Linked DNA regions of Homo sapiens: region 1 is linked to region 2. Evidence: chromatin loops called from intact Hi-C (ENCODE). Cell type or tissue: HCT116. All regions are shown on one strand. Each heading gives the region's core, and the rest is flanking DNA. Links, peaks and the distances in the headings are about the cores only.

Evidence for each region. A loop is a pair of places that touch in the nucleus more often than their neighbours do. Peaks named below come from ENCODE experiments on the same cell type or tissue, not always from the same donor. Only the 100,000 strongest peaks of a DNase experiment are listed, where the experiment ranks them.
Region 1: it touches region 2 in a loop (10-fold over the local background); 2 of 110 quality-filtered maps call a loop at or near these places.

The regions. Positions count from the first base shown.
Region 1 is chr17:62,989,779-63,002,333 of GRCh38, reverse strand. All of the region lies in intron 1 of TANC2 (tetratricopeptide repeat, ankyrin repeat and coiled-coil containing 2), which reads right to left. Among named protein-coding and RNA genes, the nearest start is that of TANC2, 30 kb to the right of the region's middle. In HCT116, for the core only: a CTCF peak has its summit at 6,828 (motif pointing left); a DNase peak (open chromatin) is centred at 6,793.
Region 2 is chr17:62,697,182-62,709,736 of GRCh38, reverse strand. It overlaps MARCHF10 (membrane associated ring-CH-type finger 10), which reads left to right. Exons shown (of 11, transcript NM_152598.4): 10 at 4,156-4,198; 11 at 7,979-8,423. The coding sequence ends at 8,034. MARCHF10-AS1 (MARCHF10 antisense RNA 1) reads right to left here and starts at 3,531. Exons shown (of 3, transcript NR_147886.1): 1 at 3,268-3,531; 2 at 2,130-2,305. RefSeq lists an enhancer at 3,412-4,203 and silencers at 5,066-5,292, 5,471-5,880. In HCT116, for the core only: a CTCF peak has its summit at 5,819 (motif pointing left); a DNase peak (open chromatin) is centred at 6,413; H3K4me3 peaks cover 2,101 bases; H3K27ac peaks cover 1,374 bases.

The DNA.
Region 1 (12,555 bases), core at 2,600-10,599, 290 kb before region 2:
AACTGAGCTGTTAATGGCTTGGAGATGCTCCCCCACTTCTCCAGAGAACTGCCTTTGGCTAACTGGCACCATCTTGCCCAGAAAGCTTCATGCCTTACTACTTCTACCCTAGAGAGGTTCTCAGTCAATGACTAATTATTAATCATTGAGATACAAAAGACCAGCTTCCTTAATTCCAGGGGAGGGCAACTCTGTGGTATGATTTATGCTCCAAAACCGTCACCCATAACTTCTTATGTGTTCTTCCCCAAATACTTACCTCCAAAAGACATCTTATATACCTGATTGTCTTATCAGTTTCCCTACTAGAATATAAGCTCCAGGAGGGAAGAGAAGATGCCTGTTTAATTCATTGCTACAGCCCTGTAAATGGAAAATAATACTTGATACACAGGAAGTGCTAAATATTTGCTGAATTTATCAATTACATATTTTTGTTTGTATACCATTGTCCATATCAAATCCCTTATAAAGAAATCTGGTCTTGACCAGGCGCAGTGGCTTATACCTGTAATCTCAACACTTTGGGAGGTAGAGGCGGGCAGATCACTTGAGGTCAGCAGTTCAAGACCAGCCTGGCCAATGTGGTGAAACCCTGTCTCTACTAAAAAATACAAAAAAGTTAGCCGGGCATGCTGGCATGCACCTGTAGTCCCAGCTACTTGGGAGTCTGAAGCAGGAGAATCGCTTGAACCCGGATGGCAAAGGGTGCAGCGAGCTGCCAGAGGACTCCAGCCTGGGCAACAGAGGGAGACTCCATCTTGGAAAAAAAAAAAGAAAGAAAGAAAAAGAAAAAAAAAAAAGAAAAGAAAAGAAAAACGAAAAGGAAACCTGGTCTTATTAATCTTTTTAACCACAACACCTAGTTCATGGTAGGCTCTCAACATTTCTTGAATGAGTAAATAAACTGAGCAAAGACACAATTCATCAGATTTACTGACTTAGTAAAGAAGGGGCATAATAAAAGTAAGTTTCATTGAGCGAGAAATGATTTTAAATCAACCAGAACAATGAGGACTACCTAGAATGAATGTGTACCAGGGAATCAAGAAAAGGCATGAAAATTGTAGGAATAGTTCAAAATTTTATCTGAGGGAAAACCAAGAATATTCTAGGCTTACTTAGAACTTCTAACTCAAACTCTGATTATTTACACATAGTTGTTCAAAGTTTTGAAAGGAAAAAAATGAGTGCAGATTATCATTATCATAAAAACAGCAACTTATTACTTAAAATTTACTAAGAGTCAAAAAAAGACCAGGAGAACATACTTAAGTTGATTTAGGTAAAATATTTTGGTGGGTGGCATAAATTATAGTGATGGCTACTTCTTGAAGATATAGAGGGTTTTTTTTTTTTTTTTTTGCTAGTTCTAAAACTTTTTTAATTACTTCAATATATAGAAAAGTAAAACATAAAGCTACTCATCTCATAGTTACATTTTGATTAAATGATTTTCCTCAAGTTAACATACCAATAGAAAACTGATCATAATAAAATATTAATATAGAAATTCCACAAATTGAAGCTAAGTGGGAGAAGGCAGTTTGGTCTAATTGACACTAATGTAAATCTAAATTTTACCCTGCTTTTCCAAATTTTGCATCCAAATTTTAAGATGTTCACTCTCTCAGGAGGAATCATCAGATACATCCCTGGCAAGTGAAATATCTGGACAGGAAAATAACAAGCCATTGACAGGCCCCCAATCATTTCTAATTTTCTTACACTTAGCTGATTTGAACATTATGTTATCTACATGGTCCCTAAGCTTTTATGTTTGTGACACTCATTCTAAACCATTCAGGAGAAGTAATGACTTCTTAATGGTCCACTAAGGCTGGAGACTCAACAACCTATTTCAATGTCTTCTTCTGCTATATTATTAACAGGCAATCAATTTTCATTTTCAATGTTCATCCCTCCTGTATATTTAAAGCCCTTTTCTTATCCTGTTGTTTAAAAAAAGTAAAACATCCCATGCATAAAAATGTTTATGTAATTAATAATGTAATCAAATTAACTATTAAGTACTTCTGTACTATTTTGATGATCATGACATCCTGTTAATATTTCCATTCTAATGCCAGCTTTTTATTTTAACTTATTGTAGATTCAAGGGGACATGGGCAGATTTGTTTTCTTGGTAAAATGCGTGTGACAGGGTTTGGCGTACAGATTTTGTCACTCAGGTAATAAACACAGTATCTAATAGGTAATTTTTTGATCCTCACCTTCCACACCCCTCCATCCTCAAGTAGGCCCTGGTGTGTGTTCTTCCTTTCTTTGTGTCCATGCGTGCTCAGTGTTTAGCTCCCACTTGTCAGAACATAAAGTAATTGTTTTCTGTTCCTGCATTAGTGTGCTTAGGATAATGGCCTCCAGCTCCTCTGTCCATGTTGCTGCAAAGGACATGATCTCATTCTTTTATGCCTGCATAGTATTACATGGTGCATATATACATTTTCTTTATCCAGTCTACCGCTGATGAGCATTTAGGTTGATTTCATGATGTTGCTATTGTGAACAGAGCTATGATGAACATCCAAGCACATGCGTTTTTGGTAGAACAATTTACATTGCTTTGGGCATATACCAGGGATGTCCAATCTTTTGGCTTTCCCGGGCCACAGTGGAAGAAGAATTATCTTAGGCCACACATAAAACACATTGATGCTAATAATAGTTGATTAGCTAAAAAAAAAAAAGTTACAAAAAAAATCTCATAATGTTTTAAGAAAGCTTACAAATTTGTGTTGGTTATCTAAGTCTCTAAGTAATTTGTTTTATGAATTTGGGTGCCCCTGTGTTGGGTGCACATACGTTTAAAATAGTTAGGTCTTCCTGTTGAACTGAATCCTTTGCCATTATGTAATGCCTTTTTGTCTCTTTTGACCATTGTTGGTTTAAAGTCTGTGTATTAGGCTGTTCTTGCACTACTATAAATACCTGAGTCTAGGTAATTTATAAGAAAAGAGGTTTAATTGGCTTGCAGTTCTGCAGGCTGTACAGGAAGCACAGCTCCACCACCTGCTTCTGGGGAGGCCTCAGGAAGCTTTTACTCATGGCAGGTGAAGCAGGAGCAGCCACATGAAGTGGCCAGAGCAGGAGTGAGAGACAGTGTGTGTTGGGGGGAGGTGCCACAGACTTTCAAATGACCACATCTCTCAAGAGCTGACTCACTACTGTAAAGGTAGCACCAAGACATGAGGGATCTGCTCCCATGACCCAAATACCTCCCACAAGGCCCTGCCGCACTTCCAGCATTGGGGATTACCATTTAACATGAAATTTGGGCAGGGGCAAATATCCAAACTATATCAGTCTGCTTTGTCTGAAATTAGAATAGGAATCCCTGCTTTCTTCTGTTTACAATTTGCTTGATGGATTTTTCTCCATCCCTTTACTTTGACTCTATGTGTGTTGATATTGATATATGTGGATTTGATCCTGTCATTATGTTATTAGCTGGTTATGATGCAGACTTGACTGTATAGCTGCTTTACAGTGTCAACTGTCTATGTACTTAAGTGTGTTTTTTGTGGTGGCCAGTAATGGTCTTTCTTTTCCATATTTAGCACTCCCTTGAGGACCTCTTGTAAGGCAGGTCTGATGGTAATGAATTCCCTTGGCAATTGCTTATCTGCAAAGGATCTTATTTCTCCTTCACTTATGAAGCTTAGTTTGGCTACATAGGAAATGTTTGGTTAGAATTTCTTTTCTTTAAGAATGCTGAATATAGGCCCTCAATCTGTTCTTGCTTGTAGAATTTCTGCTGAAAGGTCTGCTGTTAACCAGGGTTCCCTTTTTAAGTGACCCACCCCTTCTTTCTAGCTGCCTTTAACATTTTTTTCTTTCAGTTCAACCTTGGAGGATCTGATGATTATGTGTCTTGGGGATATTCATCTCACATGGATTTTCTGCATTTCCTGATTTGAATGTTGCCCTCTCTAGTGAGGTCGGGGGAATTTTCATGGATGACATTCTCAAATATGTTGTCCAAGTTGCTTGCTTTCTCTCCCTCTTTTTCAGGGATGCCAGTGAGTCATAAATTTGATCTCTTTACACAACCCCATATTTCTCAGAGATTCTGTTCATTCTTCTTTATTGGTTTTTCTTTATTTTTGTCTGAGTTATTTCAGAGAACTGGTCTTCTAGCTCTGAGATTCATTCCTCAGCTTGGTTGATTCTGCTGTTAATATTTGCAATTGTATTATGAAATTATTGAAGTGAGTTTTTCAGCTCTATGCAATCACTCTGGATCTTAAAATGGCCATTTCATCTTTCAGCTCCTGTTTCATTTTACAGTATTCCCTATATTCCTGGTATTGGGTTTTGACTTTCTCCTGAATCTCAATGATCTTCATTTCTAACCATGTTCTGAATTCTCTGTCATCTCAGCCTGTTTGCCAGCTTTTTAAAAAATATCTTTTTCTATATCTACTTCCTGCTTAAATGGTTTTATATTACTTTTATTCTCATTTTTGGTTTTGTGGTGGATTGGCTTATTCTTATTTTTGACCTGGTTTCCAGTCTGAGAAACAAGTTTCTTGACATTAGAACTATGCCAAATAAATAAATTATACCATTAAAATGCTTTAATAGTTTAAAGATTGAAGAAAATATTTTAAATAGTAAGAAAATTGAAAATAATGTAAAGTAATACATTAAGATATTGTCTTAAAGTCTCTAATTATAAAAATATGACCACAAACTGATCCAAATGATGAACTAAGTATTATCTTTCCAGTCAATCCATACAATCTCCTTTTATGATTTTCTCCACAATAATAATTTGGATATGACCTTCAGAGTCCTTTTGAATACAAATCTGTTCATATAATTATAAAAAGTAAGCTACATATATTTAAAGTAAATGCTATCCATTTTCTAGCATTTGTCAACATAGAGCTTCTCCTCTGAGAAATTTCTGCAGGAGAATACAACACACACACACTAATGCATTTAATAAACACTTCCAATAACTTTTTAAACATTACAGATAAGATGCAGGGTTAATAATGCACACGATGAAAATATTGGTGGTGCACAGCTGTAGTCCCAGCTACTCAGGAAGCTGAGAGGCAGGAGAACTGCTTGAGACCACAAGTTCAAAGTTACAGTGAACTATGATCACACCACTGCACGCCAGCCTGGGTGACAGAAAGAGAGTGAGACTCTGTCCTTTTTTTCTCTTTAAAAAAAAAAAAAAAAAAAGAGGCTGGGTGTGGTGGTTCACACCTGTAATCCCAGCACTTTGGGAGGCTATGGCGGGCAGATCACCTGAGGTCAGGAGTTTGAGACCAGCCTGGCCAACACGGTGAAACCCCATCTATACTAAAAATACAAAAAATTAGCCAGACGTGGTGGTGCGCACTTGTAATCGCAGCTACTTGGGAGGCTGAGGCAAGAGAATCACTTGAACCTGGGAGGCAGAGGTTGCAGTGAACCCAGATCACGCCACTGCACTCCAGCCTGGGCAACAAGAGCGGAACTCCATCTCAAAAAAAAACAAAGAAAAAGAAAAGAAAATTTAGTGAATATCTGCTGAAAGCATGAGAGGCTCTAAAAAATACAATCACAAATAATCTCAAAAAAAACGAAGAGAGAAATAGAGAAGAATGGAAGAACTCAAAAGAGCATGTATTTAATCATACTGGGAGAAGTAAACAACCAATGACAAATGCAATAGTGTTCTTAAAAGAAAAACTTCAGCCAAATTAAATTTAAACGAGTTTAATTGAGCAATGAACGATTCACAAATTGGGCAGCTCCCAGAATCACACCAGATTCAGGGAGACTCCAAGGATGCTTCATGGTTAGAACAAATTTATAGACAAAAAAAAAAGGGAAGTGACGGACAGAAATCGACTGTGAGGTACAGAAACAGCTGCACTGGTTACAGGTTGGCATTTGCCTTATTTGAACACACAGCAGTCTATGAGTGGTTGAAACATGGCTGCTGGGATTTGCTAAGACTCCGCTATTGCTACAGGCGCGTACTCCTAAGTGAGGTTTTTAATCTTGTCTGCCTATTAAGCTGGGTTACAGTTTGTCCACAAGGACTCAAATATAGAAGTACGGAGTCCTTCTCAGGCCATATTTAGTTTGCTTGAACAGTGTGAATGATGAGAATACTAGACAGAAACACAAATCTAGCATGAATTTGAGGCTTCTGGAAAACGTAAAAACTCTGTTTCAAAAAAAGTTATATACAGTAATAGGATCAAGCCAATACAAGAAAGACAAATCATTTGTCCACCATCTGGAAATTGCATGTTTTTTCCTCTGTGAAAGGCATGCTGAAGGACTAATAATTATCAAGAAAGGCCTTCTTTAAGTGTTGACTGAGATAAATTGCTAGATGCCTCAGATATATTCTAGGACATAACTTTGGAAGTTCTTATAATTACAGCAGTGCTATCACTGTTCATTGTGGTCTTGAACTCCTGGCTCAAAGGATCCTTCCATCTCAGCCTCGGAGTAGCTAGGACTACCGGCGCACACCACTATGCCCAGCTGATAATCTTTGATAATTTCCCTAAAAGCAAAATTTTGAACTGCACTGAAGAGCTTCAAATTATGCAATCTCTTTCAAGACTGGAGGGCAAAGGAAGGAAATGGGACAATTAACAAAGAAGTCTTGAGAAAGGGAAGTAACTGATGATGGGTTCCACAGTCAGCCTTGTATGTAGTACAAGCACTGCTTCAATTATGAATCCTCATTTTTGCAATACTTATTATCAGGTCATGTACTGCTTTCTCTTTCTACCCCTTCAAAGCTCTTTCATACAGCACCTAAACTGCCAGGGCCATCTGGTGGCCAATACTGGGAGCTAGCTGACCCAGTGTTTCTTTACCTCAACACCCTCCACCAACCTTGTTCCCCATTAGACTAAATTGCCTAACTTCTGAATTTCAACTAAGTCAAGTATTTTATAAAATATCTTATCAAATATTTCCAGATAGATTTACAACTGAGTTCTCAATCCACCCGATTCTGGATCCTTACATTATGAGCTAAGAATTACTATGTCCCTTGTTCGTCCACTCCAAACCAACTACAACTGTCAACACTATCTAAGCCACTGCAGGCTGGCCTTCCCAGGAAACAATGTGAGCCAGCCAGACAAGATAACAGGATTTATAAAAGGTCTTGAAAAGAACGGCTTTATTATTCTACAATGCATGTAAACTGTAAAAGAAAGAAAAAAATCCAAAGAAAATGGAAACATGATGGATTTATCTAAAAGTGACGTAATAATGAAATAAGTGATAACCGTTTCATCCTTCTTCAGTTTTCTTATTGCTTTGCCCAAAGTATTGCATCATCTTTCAAGAAGATATAAAAGAAATATGACACATCAGCTTTGTAGCCTTTGTTAAAGCTCTTCATTTAACACAGTAAACAATACAAGAATTTTCATTTTCTACCCAAAATGTCAAAGAGAAGAATATTTCCAGAGGAAGATGTATCACAATTATTTTATCAGAAGAAGAATGCAAAAAGACAGATGGCAGTACTCCAGATTCTATTGATAAAGGTGAAATTAATCATCTAAGGGAAATCTCAGACTATGAGTCTTCAGATGACCATACCCTAGATTAATTTTCTCAAACTCAAGAACTGGTAAGTGAATCCTAGGAATACAAGGTTGGTTCAGCATATGAAAATCAATGTAATATACCAAATTAGTAACAGACAAAAACTTTAATAATTACCTCCATAGACACAGAAAAAGCATCTGACAAAAGGCAACACCCTTTCATGATTAAAAAAGAAATACTCAACATACTAGAAATAGAAAGAAACATCCTCAGTCTGATAAATGGCATCTATAAAAAGCCTGAGGCTAACATCATGCTTAATTCTGAAAAACTGAACACTTTCCTCCTAAGTTGGACAAGAAAAAATCATCCATTTAACTAGCCTGACAAACATGGCAAAACCCCATCTCTACTAAAAATACAAAAAAAAAAAAAAATGAGCCAGGTGTGGTGGTGCATGCCTGTAATCCCAGATACTCAGGAGGCTGAGGCAGGAGAATCGCTTGAACCCAGGAACCCAGGAGGCAGAGGGTGCAGTGAGCTGAGAATGCGCCACTGCACTCCAGCCTGGGTGGCAGAGTGAGACTTTGTCTCAAAAAAAAAAAAAATTCTACTTACCACTTCTATACACCATTGTACTTGAAGTTCTATTCAGGGCAATTAGGCAGAAAAAGAAATAAAAGGCATCCAAATTAGAAAGGAAGAAATAATAACTCAGTCTCTATTCACAAATGACATGACCTCATATGTAGAAAATCCTAAAGAATACACCAAAAAACTATTAGAGCTAATAAATGAATTCAGCAAATTGGCAGGACACAAGATACACATTAAAAAATCAGTTGTATTTTTTTTTTCTTTTGAGACAGGCTCTCACTCATCCAGGCTGCAGTGCGTGGCATGAGCATGGCTCACTGATGCCTTAAACTCCTGGGCTCAAATAATCCTCTTGCCTCAGCTTCCACAGCAGCTGGGACTACAGGCACATGCTAACACATCTAATTTTTTTTTATTTTTCTTTTGCAGAGACGGGGTCTTGCTATGTTGACCAGGCTGGTTTCAAACTCCTGGCCTCAAACAATCCTCCTGCCTCAGCCTCCCAAATTCCTGGGATTACAGGCATGAGCCACTATGTCTGGCCTGAAAAATTAGTTGTATTTCTTTAGACTATCAATGAACAATCCAAAAATGAAATAAAAAATACATTTACAATAACATCAAAAAGAATAAAAAATTGTTATTAACAAAAGTATAAAACTTGTACACTGAAAATTATAAAACATCACTGAAAGAAATTAAGGAAGACCTAATTAAATGGAAAGACATCCATGTCCATGGATTGAAAGACTTAATGGTAAGATGGCAATAGTCTCCAAATTGATCTGTAGATTCAACAAAATACTTAACAAACTCCCAGCTACTTTCCTTTCAGAAATTGAGAAAGTGATCTAAAAACTAATGTGGAAACGGCAAGGGACCCAGAATAGCCAAAACTTAAAAAGCAAGAACAAAATCAAACCAAGTCAATAGAGGTTCCCCAAAGGTGACCACATTCTAACTTCTGGAATTTGTGAATGTTACCTTACATGGCAAAGGGACTCTGAAGATGTGATTAAGTTGAGGACCTTAAAATAGGGAGATTTTCCTGAATTTTACCCAGGCAGACCCAATGTAGTCACAAATGTCATTAAAAAATGGAAAAGGGAAGTAGAAGCATCAGAAGAGGAGATGTGATGACCAAAGTAGACATCAGAGCAATGTAGCCACAAGCCAAGTAACGCAGATGGCCTCCAGAAGCTGGAAAAGGTAAAAAACAGATTCTCTCCCAGAGTCTCCAGACGGAACACAGGTATGCCAAAACATTAGTTTTTGCCCCATAAAAAACTCATTTCAAACTTCTGACTTCCAGAACTGTAAGAAGTATTAAAATAGTACATTTGTGTTGTTTTAAGCCACTAAATTTGTGGAAATTTGTTACAGCAGCAATAGGAAACAAATTATAATAGTAGCCAACATGTATAACATAGTTACATATGTCATATGTTACAGAAGCATATAACAATGTCTCAAGTGTCTATAAAAGCATGAAGAGTTGTCACACTATTAATGTGGTGATCCAAATGCTATGTTGCTATTTAAGAATCATTTACTGTATTATATGTATCTTTTTATATGTAAGAGTAAAGTTCTCAGTTCTCAATAAAAACACCTGAATTTTTTATTTGGCACTGAAATGACTCTACACTTTTTCTTACAGTAAGTTATTCCATATCATTTAACAAATCAGTGAAACAAAAAATACTGGACTAATAGTATACTCATTATGACAAAAAGACACTTTATACATTGATCAAAAATTTATACCATGTCTGAAGAGTTCAGAGGACAGCAGAATCTCACAACATATCACATAAGAACTATTACACTGGGATGGGCCATGGCTATGCAAGGGATACAGAAACATAAATCTTATACTCAATCTTGTCTATGCAACCCTAAAGGTTTCTAGTTAGATTGCTATAGGGAAAGATAAGCGCATACAATCATCCTTGGGTATCTGCTGGGGATTCATTTTAAGACAGCCCCACACTTGCCCCATACACTCACCCTATGGATACCAAAATCTGCAGATGCTTAAGTCTATTACGTAAAATGATACAGTGTTTGCACATAACCTATGCACATCCTCCTGTATACCTTAAATCATCTCTAGATTCTTATAACACCTAATAATGTAAATGCTATGTAAATACGTATCTATATTTGCATTATTTATCTACTTATTTTTAATATTTTTGATCCATGGTTGGCAGACACAGAACCCCACACACAAAGGGTCAAACCTGGCATGAAACAACACAAGAAACCGTGCGTAAAACTCCCCTCCACCACTCCACCCATCCAGACATTAAGAAGTGCTTTCAATAAATGAGATGAAAATCAAGGCTTTAGGGTCCTAGTCAGTCTCCTCTGGTCTTTAATTCCTCTCTCTCTCAACTGGAATCCTGGATTCATCATTTCACTTGTTTTTGCTCTAGATTCTTATAACCATAATACAATGTATATGTTATGTAAATACTTATACTATATTTATTTGTATTATCTACTTAGCTTTTTTTGTTTGTTTTTTTGTTTTTTTTTTTTTTGAGACGGAGTCTCGCTCTGTCACCCAGGCTGGAGTGCAGTGGCGTGATCTTGGCTCACTGCAAGCTCCGCCTCCCAGGTTCACGGCATTCTCCTGCCTCAGCCTCCCGAGAAGTTGGGACCTACGGGCCCCCGCCACCACACCCGGCTAATTTTTTTGTATTTTTAGTAGAGACGGGGTTTCGTCGTGTTAGCCATGATGGTCTCGATCTCCTGACCTCATGATCCGCCCGTCTTGGCCTCCCAAAGTGCTGGGATTACAGGCATGAGCCACCCTGCCCGGCCTATCTACTTAGTTTTAATACTTTTGATCCATGGCTGGCAGACACAGAACCCACACACGCAGAGGGTCAAACTTGGCATGCAACAGCACAAGAAAACATGCATAAAACATGCATAAAATTCATCATTTCATTTGTTTTTTTAATATTATTTTGTATTTACTAATTTTTCCCACAAGAAAATGATCTGTCATTTCAATCACTCTCCCACCAAACCCCCAAACTCCCTTGCCCCTTTGCTCTCTGATTCCACATAAAATACAAATCAAAATTCAAGCTGATTCCAACTATACCAAGGCGGCTGAACACTGTTAAAAAAAGTCATATTAGTTAGTGATATACCAAATATGTCAGAAATCTATGCTTGCAAATCTCAACTGACCCTTTTCACCTCTTAGCAATCTACTGCTTTTTTAGTCAGTTCCCTGTGAACATTCTCTGACCTCATTTCTTTGCATCACTCTCAACCCATATTTTCAGCTTCCATAACACAAAGAAAAATACATGCCATAAAAATTATCAGAAAGAACTCTGTCAACTACCCACCAACAAACCTACAGACCTAAGCCCATTAACACACACCCTCTCCTCCTATTAAAATAGACATATTCCTTTTTCTCTCTGAGGTCAAATTATCTACCTTTGCTCTGTATCCCACTCCCACTCATTCACCCAGGAACCTCTTATATTTTGACTTCTATATTTTGAAACTCATCCTTTAATAGCTATTTCTATCAGCATTTCAAGATGCTCCCGTCTTTAAAAAATAAAAATCATGGTAGGGCACAGTGACTCACACCTGTAATTCCAGCACTTTGGGGGTCCAAGGTGGGAAGATCACTCGAGCTAGGAGTTCAAGACCAGCCTGGGCAACATAGGGAGAGCTGATCTCTACAGAAAATTTTAAAAAAAAAACATTAGCCAGCAATGATGGTACATGCCTGCAGTCCCAGTTACTTGGGAGGCTGAGGTGGGAGGATTGCTTATGCCTGAGGTCAAGGCTGCAGTGAGCTCTGTTCGTGTCACTGCACTCCAGCCTGGGTGACAGAATGAGACTCTCTCAATAATTAATTAATTCCTTTTTCAGTGTCCTCTCCTCCTAGTTCATCCATTGCCTTTGCTGTCATCTATCATCTGGATAACCAAATTTCACTCCAGGCCTCTCATATGAACAACCCTCCTCTGGTATTTTCTAGCCCAGTAAATTAGTATCATCGCTAAGTTGCTCAACCATCCTTTATTAGTTTTTACTCACCAAACTTCTCTAACCAAAAAGCATGCCTTGGCCGGGTGCAGTGGCTCATGCCTGTAATCCCAGCACTTTGGGAGGCCGAGACAGGCGGATCACGAGGTCAGGAGTTCAAGAGCAGACCAGACTGACCAAGACGGTGAAACCCCATCTCTACTAAAAATACAAAAAAAATTAGCCAGGTGTGGCGGTGCGCACCTGTAGTCCCAGCTACTCAGGAGGCTGAGGCAGAAGAATCACTTGAACCCAGGAGACGAGGTTGCAGTGAGCCAAGATTGCGCCACTGCACTCCAGGCTGGGCGACAGAGTGAAACTCTGTCTCAAAAAAAAAAA
Region 2 (12,555 bases), core at 2,375-10,374:
AAGTAGGAAACCAACTGGCTCTTGTTAAATTCACACTTCTTGATTTGCATCTCAGTAATTTCTCGTAGAAAACATTCAGAATCTGATGGTAACATTGAGCAAAAGAGAGGCACTAAGTCAGCAGAGAAGCCCTCCTTCCCTCTCCTTCATCTACCAGAACTGGAGAATTCACTCACATTGTGTTTCTTGGTTGTGTCTCATGAAGAGACCCAGTGATGGATGCCTCGTTTTTTTTGTTTTGTTTTTTTGTTTTATTTTTTTGAGACAAGAGTCTTGCTCTGTCACCCAGGCTGGAGTGCAGTGGCTCAATCTCAGCTCACTGCAACCTCTGCCTCCCGGGTTCCAGTGATTCTCCTGCCTCCACCTCCTGAGTAGCTGGGATTATCGGTGTATTGTGCCCGGCTAATTTGTGTATTTTTAGTAGAGGCAGGGTTTCACCATGTTGGTCAGGCTGGTCTCGAACTCCTGACCTCAGGTGATCCACCTGCCTTGGCCTCCCAAAGTGCTGGGATTACAGGTGTGAGCCCCCGTGCCCGGCTGACAAATGCCTGTTAATGGTGGTGATCATTTGTCATCCATTCATGCACTGCCCTGTACCAGGTGCGGAGATGAGGATCAGGGAAAGAAGCTACTAGACGCTAGACATGACGCCCTGATGTCCCTTTCCGTAAAGAGCTTGTCAAGGAGTTGAAAGAGGAGACACATATTTATAAAACCAGGAAATAACTGGAAAGTAGCACCTGTGCAAGAGAACTAGTGGACCCAGTGAATTCCTACAGGCTGTGAATTTGACAACATAAGCTCTTCCCTGGCTGGGGCTTCCTGGGGTTTCCTGCAATCCCATAAACAACTGGTCTCCTCAGTGAAGTTGTGAGCTATATGAATGCAAAGCCAGGCCTTCTATGCCTGCCTCTTATGATGCTGGGCCCACAGTGAGTCACATCTGACTGCTGACCATGTCCCTGGCACTATGGATACCAGGAACATTGAGTGTTTACTGACGTCCCAAATGATTTTGCCAGATAAGGAAGTGGCCTGCATGGGTTGGGGGCACTCATTAACAACTTGGGCACGGGAACCTTTATCTCTTTTATATCTCACAGGCCTCCAGTGCCTAGAAAATGCCTAGTACCTAATAGGTGCTTAGTAACATTCTGATGCACAGTCAACTACTGAATCAGAACCTACTTTTTGGCCAGGTGCGGTGGCTCACACCTTTAATCCCAGCACTTTGGGAGGCCGAGACAGGTGGATCACAAGGTCAGGAGATCGAGACCATCCTGGCTAACACGGTGAAACCCTGTCTCTACTAAAAATACAAAAATTAGCCGGGCGTGGCAGCGTGCACCTGTAGCCCCAGCTGCTGGGGAGGCTGAGGCAGGAGAATGGCGTGAACCCGGGAGGCAGAGCTTGCAGTGAGCCGAGACGGCGCCACTGCGCTCCAGCCTGGGCAACAGAGCAAGACTCTGTCTCAAAAAGAAAAAAAAAAAAAAGAACCTACTTTTTCCAGGAGGCGAGTCCTGAGTTATGTTTTGGAGAAAGTGATAGTACAAAATTTGCAGAGAACAATATTCTAGGTAAAGGAATACTTCCAAGTTCAACATATATTTATTTACTCAAAGATTTTCTTTCTCTTTTTGAGACAGGGTCTCACTCTGTTGCCCAGGCTGGAGTGCACTGGCGGGATGACAGCTCATTGCAGCTTTGAATGCCTGGGCTCAAGTGATCCTCCCACCTCAGCCTCCTGAGGAGCTGGGATGCATCCACCACTACACCTGGCTAATTTTTTATTTTTTGTAGAGATGGGGGTCTTGCTAGTTTACCCAGGCTGGTCTTGAATTCCTAGTCTCAAGAAATCTTCCCACCTCAGCCGCTATTCAAAGATTTTCTGCGAACCTACTACATACTAGCCTCTAAACTAGCTTCTGGGAATACAAAGATGATTAAGACACTCCTTTCCTAGAAGAGACTCAGAATCTAAGGAGAGAACACACATGTAACCAAGAGTATCCACAAATGTGCCTGTGTTGTAACGGAAGGTTGGGTCAGATGTGAGGAACACAGAGCAGTCGGATGAAATGGAGCGCTGCCATTCTCGCCCCTCCTTCAGCCCCTCCTCTAGGACAGACCTCCAGCTAGGCTCTTCGCGGACACGTGCCAATGCTTCTGAGGCCTCGCTTTTCATCCAATCAGATTGTGCCCTTTGCAGTCAGTGTTCCCACTTCTTTGGGAGCCTGGTGGCAAACCTGCTTCATTATTGCTCTCACCAATGGATCCACCGTGGGGATGATGTTGACCCAGAATCCTGGAGGGTTTGGCAGATGGGCAAGGGTAGGTGTGATGGGAAAGAGTGTTCCATGCAGAGGGAAATGGAAACGCACAGAGACATGGAAAGACCTGCATGTTTGGGGAAAGTCAGGGAGGTGTGTGGCCAGGGAGGGCAGAGAATGAGCCTAAGGTGCAGGCAGGGAGTGGGGCGGGAAGGGTTTGTGAGCGGCTCTGGAGGCCATGGAACAGTTTCCAGCCTGGGATTGGCAGGCCAGGAGATGTGGGTTTTGGGAGGAGAACTTGGGCAGCCACATTGCAGGGGAAAGAAACCAGCCGGGAGGCTGCTGCAATGGCACGGGGTAATAAGGGGGCCCGTGTGGGAGCATCAGACATGGGAAGGACAGGGCTGGGTCTGGGGTGAGGGACAGGCTGGCGGAAGCACTGGATGCTCGCTTCTGCAAGTGGCCGGCAGGAAGCTGGCCTTTCCTCCCATCGGGGAGCATCTCCAGAGAAGACAGGACCCACCAGCCTCACTTTACCCCACCTTTGAGGTGAAGCTAAATGGCCCTGCCTTCCCTCTCCTCCTTCCCTTTCAGCCCCCACACGGAGCACTCCGTTTGTCAGGGCCTGGTCCCCCATCCCCCGTGTCCTGGCTTCCTCCCAGCTCAGGTCTTGTCTCTATCTGATTATTACAACGATCTCCTGGAGCAAGGACCCTACTCTGTCTTCTGCCCCAGGTGTGCCGTTAATGGTGGAAAACTTCAGGCTAGGTGCAGGGGAAGGGAGCCCCGGGGCTGGCCGGAGGGGCAGGTACGATCTAGAAGCCATTCTCAAATCCCCGTTGGTTCATTCACGTGTGAGACTGGATGGACTGTGCCTACCCCAGTTCCTATCCACATCATTTCTACAAAACCGAAAGCTCTTCCCTCCAAGGCCCAGATCAACCCAAAATATGGGAAGCCCAGGTTTGGTCCACAGTCACAAAAACTTCCCACTCACCAAGATGCAGTTTCCTGATGGAACAAGAGTTGATGAGATAGATAACGATCAGCTGGCACAGAATCTAGAGGCAGGTGGAGGTTATCTCAGGAGCCCAGAGAAAACGGAGGCAGTGGCTAGCCCAGTCCTGATGCATAATTTACCAGGCAACCAGGACCTGCTACTCTAGATGAAATTCCATCCTTCCCCTGCCCTCCCTCTCCTTGGGCACAGAAACGGTCCCAGGGACTAAAGCTGCCTCCACACTGGCCAGGCAGTTGCCTCAGTAACAGTGTCCAGCACCCCTTGTTTTGTCCCCCAGCCTGTCACAAAGCCCCTCTTCTTCCTGGGGAAGAGCACCAGGCCCTCTGCACCGGAGCCCACATCCTTGCAGCCTGGCACAATGGGCTCCCACGGAGTACACAGTGTTTCTTATTGTGGCATAAAATGCCATAAAGTCAGAACAAAGAGTGAGCCCAGGGCCTTGATGGGTCTGCTGCTTCCTGCCGCGCAGAGAATACAAGCGATTGTTTCAAAGCCAGTGGTGAGGCAAGTGGCCAATTAGCACGGCCTTCACCCCCACAGCCTGTAAATGTGATTCGGACCATCAGAATGGGATTCTGCTATTCAGATCAATTGCTCAAAGGAAGCGAGTCTGTTCTCGCTGCCAAATTTAGAAGCCCGAGACAGCAAAGGTGACCCAGGTTATGGCTGCAGCTCTCGTCAGGATGAGGCTGAGCCCTGCCAATGCTTAGCACTCACCCAGCCCTCAGCACCTCTGCCCATTTTCCTGCCCCTTTAAAGTGGTGTAAGGGATTCCTAGAACGTTGCTGCGACTAGGAGGTTATACATCTGTTCACAATCGTATTGGAAAAAACAATTCATTTCTCATTGTCTTCTTTCTTGTAGTTGTCAAGAAATTACCCACAACCCAGAACAGAGGAAAATGAAAGTAGGTTTTGGGGGCCAGTCCTGCCATTTTGAGGGTGTTTGCTAAATTACTCTTTTTCTGTGACTGTGTGGAACCAAATGCCATGGAAGGAAGGAATGACCACCACCCAGAGGCAAAAATAACCCCGCAAAGCTTGGGAAAGTCAGCCGCAGCAAACAATCAGGAAGGCGAGGCCAAGTTCACTGGATGCAGAGCAGATAAGAATTTTAATTCATCCTGAACGCAAGGAAAGGCGCCAACAAAGGGAAGAGGTTATCTTCCGGCATGAGATAAGATTTGTTCCTTTTCCTTGCTGGGATTCTCCAGCGTCCAGCACTTGGAGAGTTTGGGGGTTGGTTTTTTTACTGCCAGGATTCCTCTAGGAAAACCCTCCCCAAGCCCTGGCAGGGGCTGTCTGGCCCTTACCTGAAGGGACCACATTCACTCACAAGCTAGTGGCCTTGGTGGATTTGGGGTCTGCTGAATTCAGAGGTTGAACAAAGCAAACAGGTCTCCCAAGAAAGGGCCCTCAAAGCGGGCAAGACGGCTCTCTGCAAACAGGTTCGAGAAAAGCCTTCTCCCTGTTCCTTTTTCCATTAAAAAAAAAAAAAAACGACTGGAGAAAAACGTGCTTAATAAAGCAGGCGGGCTCGAAGTCAGACTCGGGAAGAACTTCATCAGGAGGCAGAATCAACACCGCAGTGAATCCAGCGGTGTGTGACAACTGGGTCCCCAGAGATTCTTCTGGGGGAAAATTTCACAACTGCCTGTCCAAAAGCCCTTAGAACAGTGGCTCCCACATGGGCTTTGCCATCAGAATCACCCGGGAACTCACCAAAAACTCGGTTTCCTGGGCCCCGCCCAGAGATTCCGCTTCAGGCGATGGGGTGGGGCCCTGGAATCGTGTTCACACCGGACCCAGGTGATCCTGACACAGCCGACTGCGGGGGTGCTTTTGAGAACTCCCAGTAGTCCTGCCTGGAAGGCGCGAACCAGCTCAAAGCTGCTCGGGGTGGGGCCCAGATTACGACCCTAGAGAAGCCAATTTATTATTCCGGGCACGCAGCCCTGCGAAGCCGAACTGACCATTTTCAGAGACCCGGAGAGGGCCCTGCTTTCCGCTCTTTTCCACAAAAGGAGCCCGGGAGCCCCAGCCCGGGCGCAACCGCGGGGTCTGGCCGATCCCAGCGCCCCCTCGCGCGGCCACCCCCGACCCCGGCCTCGCCCCCCCGGGCCTCCAGCCTCCGCAGCCGGGAAGGGCGCTGCGAGGTCTTTAAAAGACCTTTGTGTCGCGGGCGCACGCCGCACCTCCGGGGAAAACGCCCTGCGCCTCGGCCCCGCGGCTCCCCGCCGCCGCCCGCCCCGCGCGTCCCAGCCTCCGCCTCGGCGAGGGCCTCCCGCTCCGGAAGGGGCGCGACGGGGAGCCCGGCCTGGTTGCTGCGGCCCCGCGCTCCGTCCAGCCGCGGCCGGGAGGACAGGGCAGCAGGGTCCCGGCGCCGCGCCCAGGCGCCCCCTCCCCAGCCCCGCCCCGGAGACGCCTCGCTTTTCCCGGTCCGGGGAAACCTGCGGCGACCGGGCGCGCCCGCGTGGCTTCCGCTGGGCAGGGGCGACCCCTAGTGCCCAGGGCGAGCCGCGCCGAGCAGGACCGAGCCTTTCCCCGCACACCCTGGAGCCTGGGCTTGGGGCACCCTGGCCTTGAGCCCCGGCCCCAGGGAAGACCGACGTCTCCGGAGGGCAGAAGAACATCCCTAGGGTGGTGCTCCGAAAAGAGTCGCCACGGGAGGCAGGGAACCTGCCGCCCTTCCCTGCTGCTCCGAGGCAAATGGTCCCACAGAGGGAGCGACCCACACTCATTTGTCATCCTTCCTCCGGGAACTGGGACCCGCTGGAGGATCCACCCCATCACCAACCCTCCCCTGCCGCTCTCGGCCCCAAGGTGGAGACAGCCAGTTCTCCCCTGGAGGCCCAGGCCATCTCCACCTGCCCCCAGCTCAGCACACACCCCAGACACGGGTGGGCACAGCCGAGGCCGAGGAGAACCCAGCACAGAGGGACCATCCTGGGGTGCTGACCAGTCGCAGCCTTGGCCTGGCTTCCCGCCAGAGCCGTTCTCAAGACAAGAGCCAGGGTAGCCATTGGCAGAGCCATGGGCACCCAGCCTCCCCCATAGGCCACACTCCCTTGGTCCCCTGGCATCCTGGCATGACTCGCCTGGTTGGCAGCACTTTGTTAATATGGGTTGCCGGAGGTGAGTCACAGCTGTGACCTGCTGCCCTAGCTCGGTTGAGGTACACAGGAGGAAAAGAGGCAAAACATCAGGGCACACCAGGTAGCACAGAGAGGTGCCAGCCTCTTTGTGACTCTGTGGTGCCCATGCCAGCCTGCTGACCAGGCCCCCCTCCCTTGCACGTGAGAACCAAAGCCTCACACAAATGCCACAAGTGAAACCGAGGTTAGGGCAGCTGGGGAGAGTCCCTGGGTGTGCCCAGGAACCAGCACCAGGACAGCTGCTTCCCAGTGGCACAAATAACTTCCCAGTGTCACCAAGACAAGGGGTGGTGGGTCGGTAGTGGGGGCAATACCTCCTGCAGATATGCAAACAGATGAGGACAGGGGCAGGAACAGGGGCGGGTGTGAGGGCCCTTGGCCAAAGGCTGGGCCAGAGCACCTCCCCAAACACCCAGTCAAGGCTACTGGCTTTTGGAGAAAGCGCAGGATGGACGAGGGGATGGGGGCAGCTCAGGGGCTTGGGCTTCCTTGGGTAGAACTGAGAGGGTGAGAGGGTCCAGGTAGGATTGAGGGGATGTCAGTTGCTCCTGCTCCGTGCAACAGTTTCTTCCACAACAGGCAGAAACTTTCTTTCTTTTCTTTTTTCTTTTTTTATTTTTCTTTTTGAGATGGAGTCTCGCTCTGTCACCCAGGCTGAAGTGCAGTGGCACGATCTCGGCTCACTGCAGCCTCTGCCTCCCAAGTTCAAGCGATTCTCCTGCCTCAACCTCCTAAGCAGCTGGGATTACAGACACCCGCCACCACCCCTGGCTAATTTTTTGTATTTTAAGTAGAGATGGGGTTTTGCTATGTTGGCCAGGCTGGTCTCGAACTCCTGACCTCAAGTGATTCGCCGCCCCCCGCCCCCCGCCCCTTGGCCTTCCAAAGCGCTGGGATTACAGGCGTGAGCCACCACGCCTGGCTTAAACTGTTTCTAAATTGTCAGAGAGCATTCACTCAAGCCAAGGGGGAAAGAAACATATTGAGACAAGAGTTTCCCCGAAGAATAAAGGAGACCACCCACCCCCACCAACTCCACCTCCTCCACTGGGACTGCACTGCGTCCCAGTGCCTCTTGCTCTCCCTCCCTTTCCCCGTCCTATCACTTGTCCCTCTGCATCCAGCCATTGATTTCTGAAAGACTCCTGAAACACCTGGGTCCGTTCCCCCTTCCCTGCCAAATTAGGAAGCGGGGGTTCAAGTGGGGCCTTACCCTGAGAGGAAGCAATGGCCCCTGCAGCTATTCAGCCTGAAAACAAGTTCTGCACCAGGCTATGTGGGGACGTGGAGATGACCAAGATGCTGTCTTTGGGGGAAGCTGGTGTGGCTGAAACCCCAATGGGGCAGTCTGTGGATTCCCCGGCCCCAGACTGCAGGTCTCTGTTCCCCACACGGTTCCAGGCACTGTGGCCATGTGGGTGGCTGGGCCTCAGGGATGGGGTGGGAGAAGATGAAGCAGCAGTGCCGTGCCCCCTGTAACAGACCCACGGTCTGCTGCGGCCCTCCAGCCTGAAACACCTTCTTGCCTTCCAGATTCGGAGTTGGGAGATGGAAATGAAGGCAGCATTTCTCAAAGCCAGGTCGTCTAGCAAGGAAGCCAACTGTGGAGCTCGGCGGAGACCTCTCCCGCCAGCCCTTCTTTCTACGTCCCCAAGTGCCTCCCTCCCTCCTCCTCTTTACTGAAACTGAAACCAAAGCGTTCACAGTTAGATTTTCACCTCGTGCCACTCTCTTTTGGGGTCTGGCTTGAGCATCTATGGGCAGCCACAGCGACCAGTCTAGTCCCAGACAGCACAGGTCAAGCAGCGTGGGACTGTGGAGCCCCTGGCAGGCTGGCCTGGTGCTGCCCCCTTAGCCCAGAAGCCCTGCCAGGTCCAGTGGCCTGGGGTCCCACTGCTGAGGGCACCTGCCAGGCCTCACTCCACCCTGAATGGACTCGAGCCATGTATTCATTCAGTAAACTGACATTATTCTCCCAGCTTCGTTCATGTTTATTTCACTTGCCTTGGTCAGAGGCCAAGGGTCTCAAGCTGGAGGGAGAGGGAAGCACATGTCACAGCCCACATCTCACCTCTACTTCTCCCTTGCTCCCACCATCACTGGGGATGCTACATCCTGGGCCCCCATGGGCTGGGGCAGGCTGGATGGTGGCTGCCCCTGTAGGTACCCACTTAGGACCCAACTGGGGTGTGGACTCCACACTTTTTTTCCTGATTGCATCTTAGGGCCCAAAGACCAAGTCAGGACTTGGGGTGGAAGGTCAGAGGGTTAGTGAGAAAATTGTGTGTGCGAGTGTGTTTGAGTACGTGTGTGTGTGTGTGTGTTTTTGTTTAAAAAAAATTGTTTTTTAAGCCAAAAAACAATAAAAGAGCTGGACATGGTGGCTCACACCTGTAATCCCAGCACTTTGGGAAGCCGAGGAGGATGGATCACTTGAGGTCAGGAATTGGAGGCCAGCCTGGCCAACGTGGCAAAACCCTGTCTCTACTAAAAATACCAAAAAAAAAAAAAAAATTAGCTGGGCGTGGTGGTGGACATCTGTAGTCCCAGCTACTTGGGAGGCTGAGGCATGAGATTCACTTGAACCCCTGCAGTAAGCTGAGATCGCACCACTGCACTCCAGCCTGGGCAACAAAGCAAGACTCCACCTCAAAAATAAATAAATAAAAATAAAAGGGCCAGTTATGGTGGCTCATGCCTATAAGCTCAGCACTTTGGGAGGCCAAGGCAGGTAGACCGCTTGAGCCCAGAAGTTTGAAATCAGCCTGGGCCATAGCGAGACCCTGTCTCTACAAAAAAAATTTAAAAATTTGCCATGTGTAGTGGCATACCCTCGTGGGCCCAGCTACTCGGGAGGCTGAGGTAGGAGGATCGCACGAGCCTAGGGGGTCAAGGTTGCAGTGAGCCATGATCGCACCACTGTACTGCAGCCTTGTAGACAAGGCTACAAGACCCTGTCACAAATAATAATAATAATAATAAAAGATGGAGGGGACAAACTACGGTACATGCAAAAATGTTATGCTAAGTGAGAAAAGCCAGACACCAAACACTACATAGTATATGATTCATTTTACACAATTTCTAGAAAAGGCAAAACTAGAGAGACAGCAAGCAGATCAGTAGTTGCTGGGGGCTGGGAAAGGAGCAGGGATTGACTGCAAATAGGGTCCAGGGGACTATTGGGGGTGAGTGAGGTGTTATAAAGCTGCTTTGTGGCAATATTTACACAACTGGATAAATTTGCTAAAGCTCATTGCCTCTATAGATTTTCTAAAAAATGGAGGGAGGGACAGAGAAAGGGCAGAGAGAGGAGAACGAGAGAGAAAGATGAAATGAGGAGGCGGCACTTCTCCCCCCTGCCTTTAAGACTTCTCAGACTAGGAGAGGCCCCTGCTTCCCCGACTCACCCTCTCCTAGGGGTCTCAAAGGATGAGATTTTTGCGGCAAAGGGGTGCCCTGAGCTGAATTAAGGAGTCAATAGGGTTTTAGGAAGGCCAGGCTTGACTCACCTTAAAATCTGGTCCCACTCTTCCGATATGTTCCAGTTAAAGTGATGCAACTCTTGAAAACCAACCAGTAGGTTCGCTGGGCACAGTGGCTCACGCCTGTAATCCCAGCACTGGGAGGCAGAGGTGGGTGGATCACCTGAGGTCGGGAGTTCTAGACCAGCCTGACCAACATGGCGAAAACCCAACTCTACTAAACACAAAAAGAATTAGCCAGGCATAGTGGCACATGCCTGTAAACCCAGCTACTTGGGAGGCCGAGGCAAGAGAATTGCTTGAACCCAGGAGGCGGAGGTTGCAGTGAGCCGAGATTGCGCCATCGCACTCCAGCTTGGGCAACACAGCGAAACTCCATCTCAAAAAAAAAAAAAGAAAGAAAACCAGTAGTAGTTTCAACCAGGCAGCCTAGACCCAAGATCAAAGTTAAGAGCCATTCGAGTCGAAAATATCTCCATGATTTAAATAAAATTCCTAAAACCTCAAGTTCCTCCACTCACAAAAATGGCCTCAAACTCTATGAGAAAATGAGCCTTTTGAACTAAACTTTAAGGTTGACTAAAGATTTGTCCAGGATCCAGTACTGAGGAATGTATAAGAAGGGACAGTGCACGTCTAAAAATAAGTTTTTGTAGAGAGCGGAATGGAATTTGAGGTGGCCGTGTAAACATCCTGACAGCTTGAATCCACAGTAGGATGTGACAGTGTTTGAGGCAGCTGAGGAGACCATCACAGGTTTACATCAGAAAATCAGGTTTTTGAAAAACTGTACTCTTTTTTTTTTTTTTTTTTTTTTTTGAGATGGAGTCTCGCTCTGTCATCAGGCTGGAGTGCAGTGGCATGATCTCAGCTCACTGCAACCTCTGTCTCCTGGGTTCAAGCGATTCTCATGCCTCAGCCACCCGAGTAGCTGGGATTACAGGCATTCGCCACCATACCCAGCTAATTTTTGTGTTTTTAGTAGAGACAGGGTTTCACCATGTTGGCCAGGATGGTCTCGATCTCCTGACCTCATGATCCGCCCACCTCAGCCTCCCAAAGTGCTGGGATTACAGGCGTAAACCACGGCGCCCGGCCAAAACTGTTTCAGGGATTTACCCAACCAGGAATGCTTCCCATGAGGTCCAGGGTGGGGTAGACATTGAGGAGCTGGGGACTACCCACACTATCAATTTGATTTCCTGGCAGGAGTCTGCCTGCCATATGGGGCTTTTCATGGCTTGAGATTCCAAGAGGACAGCCTCATTTATTAAAAGGCAGTGATGAGGCCAGGTGCGGTGGCTCACGCCTATAGTCCTAGCACTTTGGGAGGCCGAGGTGGGCGGATCACTTGAGGTCAGGAGTTCATGACCAGCCTGGCCAACATGGTCAAACCTGGTCTCTACTAAAAATAAAAAAATAATTAGCCAAGCCTGGTGGAGGGTGCCTGTAGTCTCAGCTACTCAGGAGGCTGACGCAGGAGAATCGCTGAAGCCCGGGAGGCAGTGAGCTGAGATCGCGCCACTGCACTCCAGCCTGGGTGACAGAGCAAGACTCCGTCTCAGAAAAATAAAAAATAAAAATAAATAATGCTAAAATATAAAATAAAGCATCCCCAATGGTATAAATGTCTAATACGTCAACCGAGCCCCACTTTATTTCTATGCATTGTACCCCACAGCCCAGGAGACCCAGGTGTCCCTCCGCCACTGCTTTGGGAAGGGAGGCCGTGGAGGCTCAGAAGGAAAGAGGTCATTCTTAGCCCTCAAGTCTCAAAATAGCCCTAAAACTCTCCAGAGATGAGAGGTTGGGACAAAGTTCTTTAGTCCCCAGGCCTGACTACAAGATCTCGAGGGGCTCTCTGTAGCCCTGTTGCCCACCCCACAACACGTTTTCCAGTGCAGGGAGGAGAGGTGGCATGGCAAGTTCTTCACCTTTGTGCCTTAGCTTTCTCATCTGTAAGAGGGGGACAGTAGCACCTACCTTATGTTGTATTGGGAAGATTAAGTGAGTTAATACGTGTTAAGCAGTTAGAACAGGGCGTGTACATAGTAAATAATACCTATTTTGTTATTATCATTGTCATGGAGGAATAGTGGGTCAGAGGCAGTGTTCTGAGCCCCCTGCAGCCCCAGTATGAGGAAAGACACCATCCAAGGTTCCCCAAGTCCCTGAGGGAGATGCAGAAGGGCAGGACACCCCTGCATAAGCCAGCGGGGACATAAATGACCGGGAACCAGATGTCCCTCCCCCAGCTGTGAAACCTGGACGCTCCATAGGACCTTAGAGGCACCTGGAAATATAGGCGAAAATCCCAACTGCACTAGAAAACCTTAACTGACCAGGATTTCCCTGAAATGGCTATAACTAAAGCTCTGCCATCAGCCGATGCAAGGAGACAGTTAAGGTTCTGCACTCCTCACTGTGTGGCCTTGAACCTCAGCGCCCCCAGCGTGTCCACCTCCAGCAGGAAAGGCCTGCCCACCGCTCCTCCTCCTCCCCTTTCTCCAGCGCTGGCATCCCGCCTGCTTGTCTGGCCAAGGAAGGATTGAAATCTGTCCCTCAAATGGTGCTGGTTCTGGTGGGAGTGAAGCCTGCAGGCTTTCCCCGGGGCCTCTTGGCAGT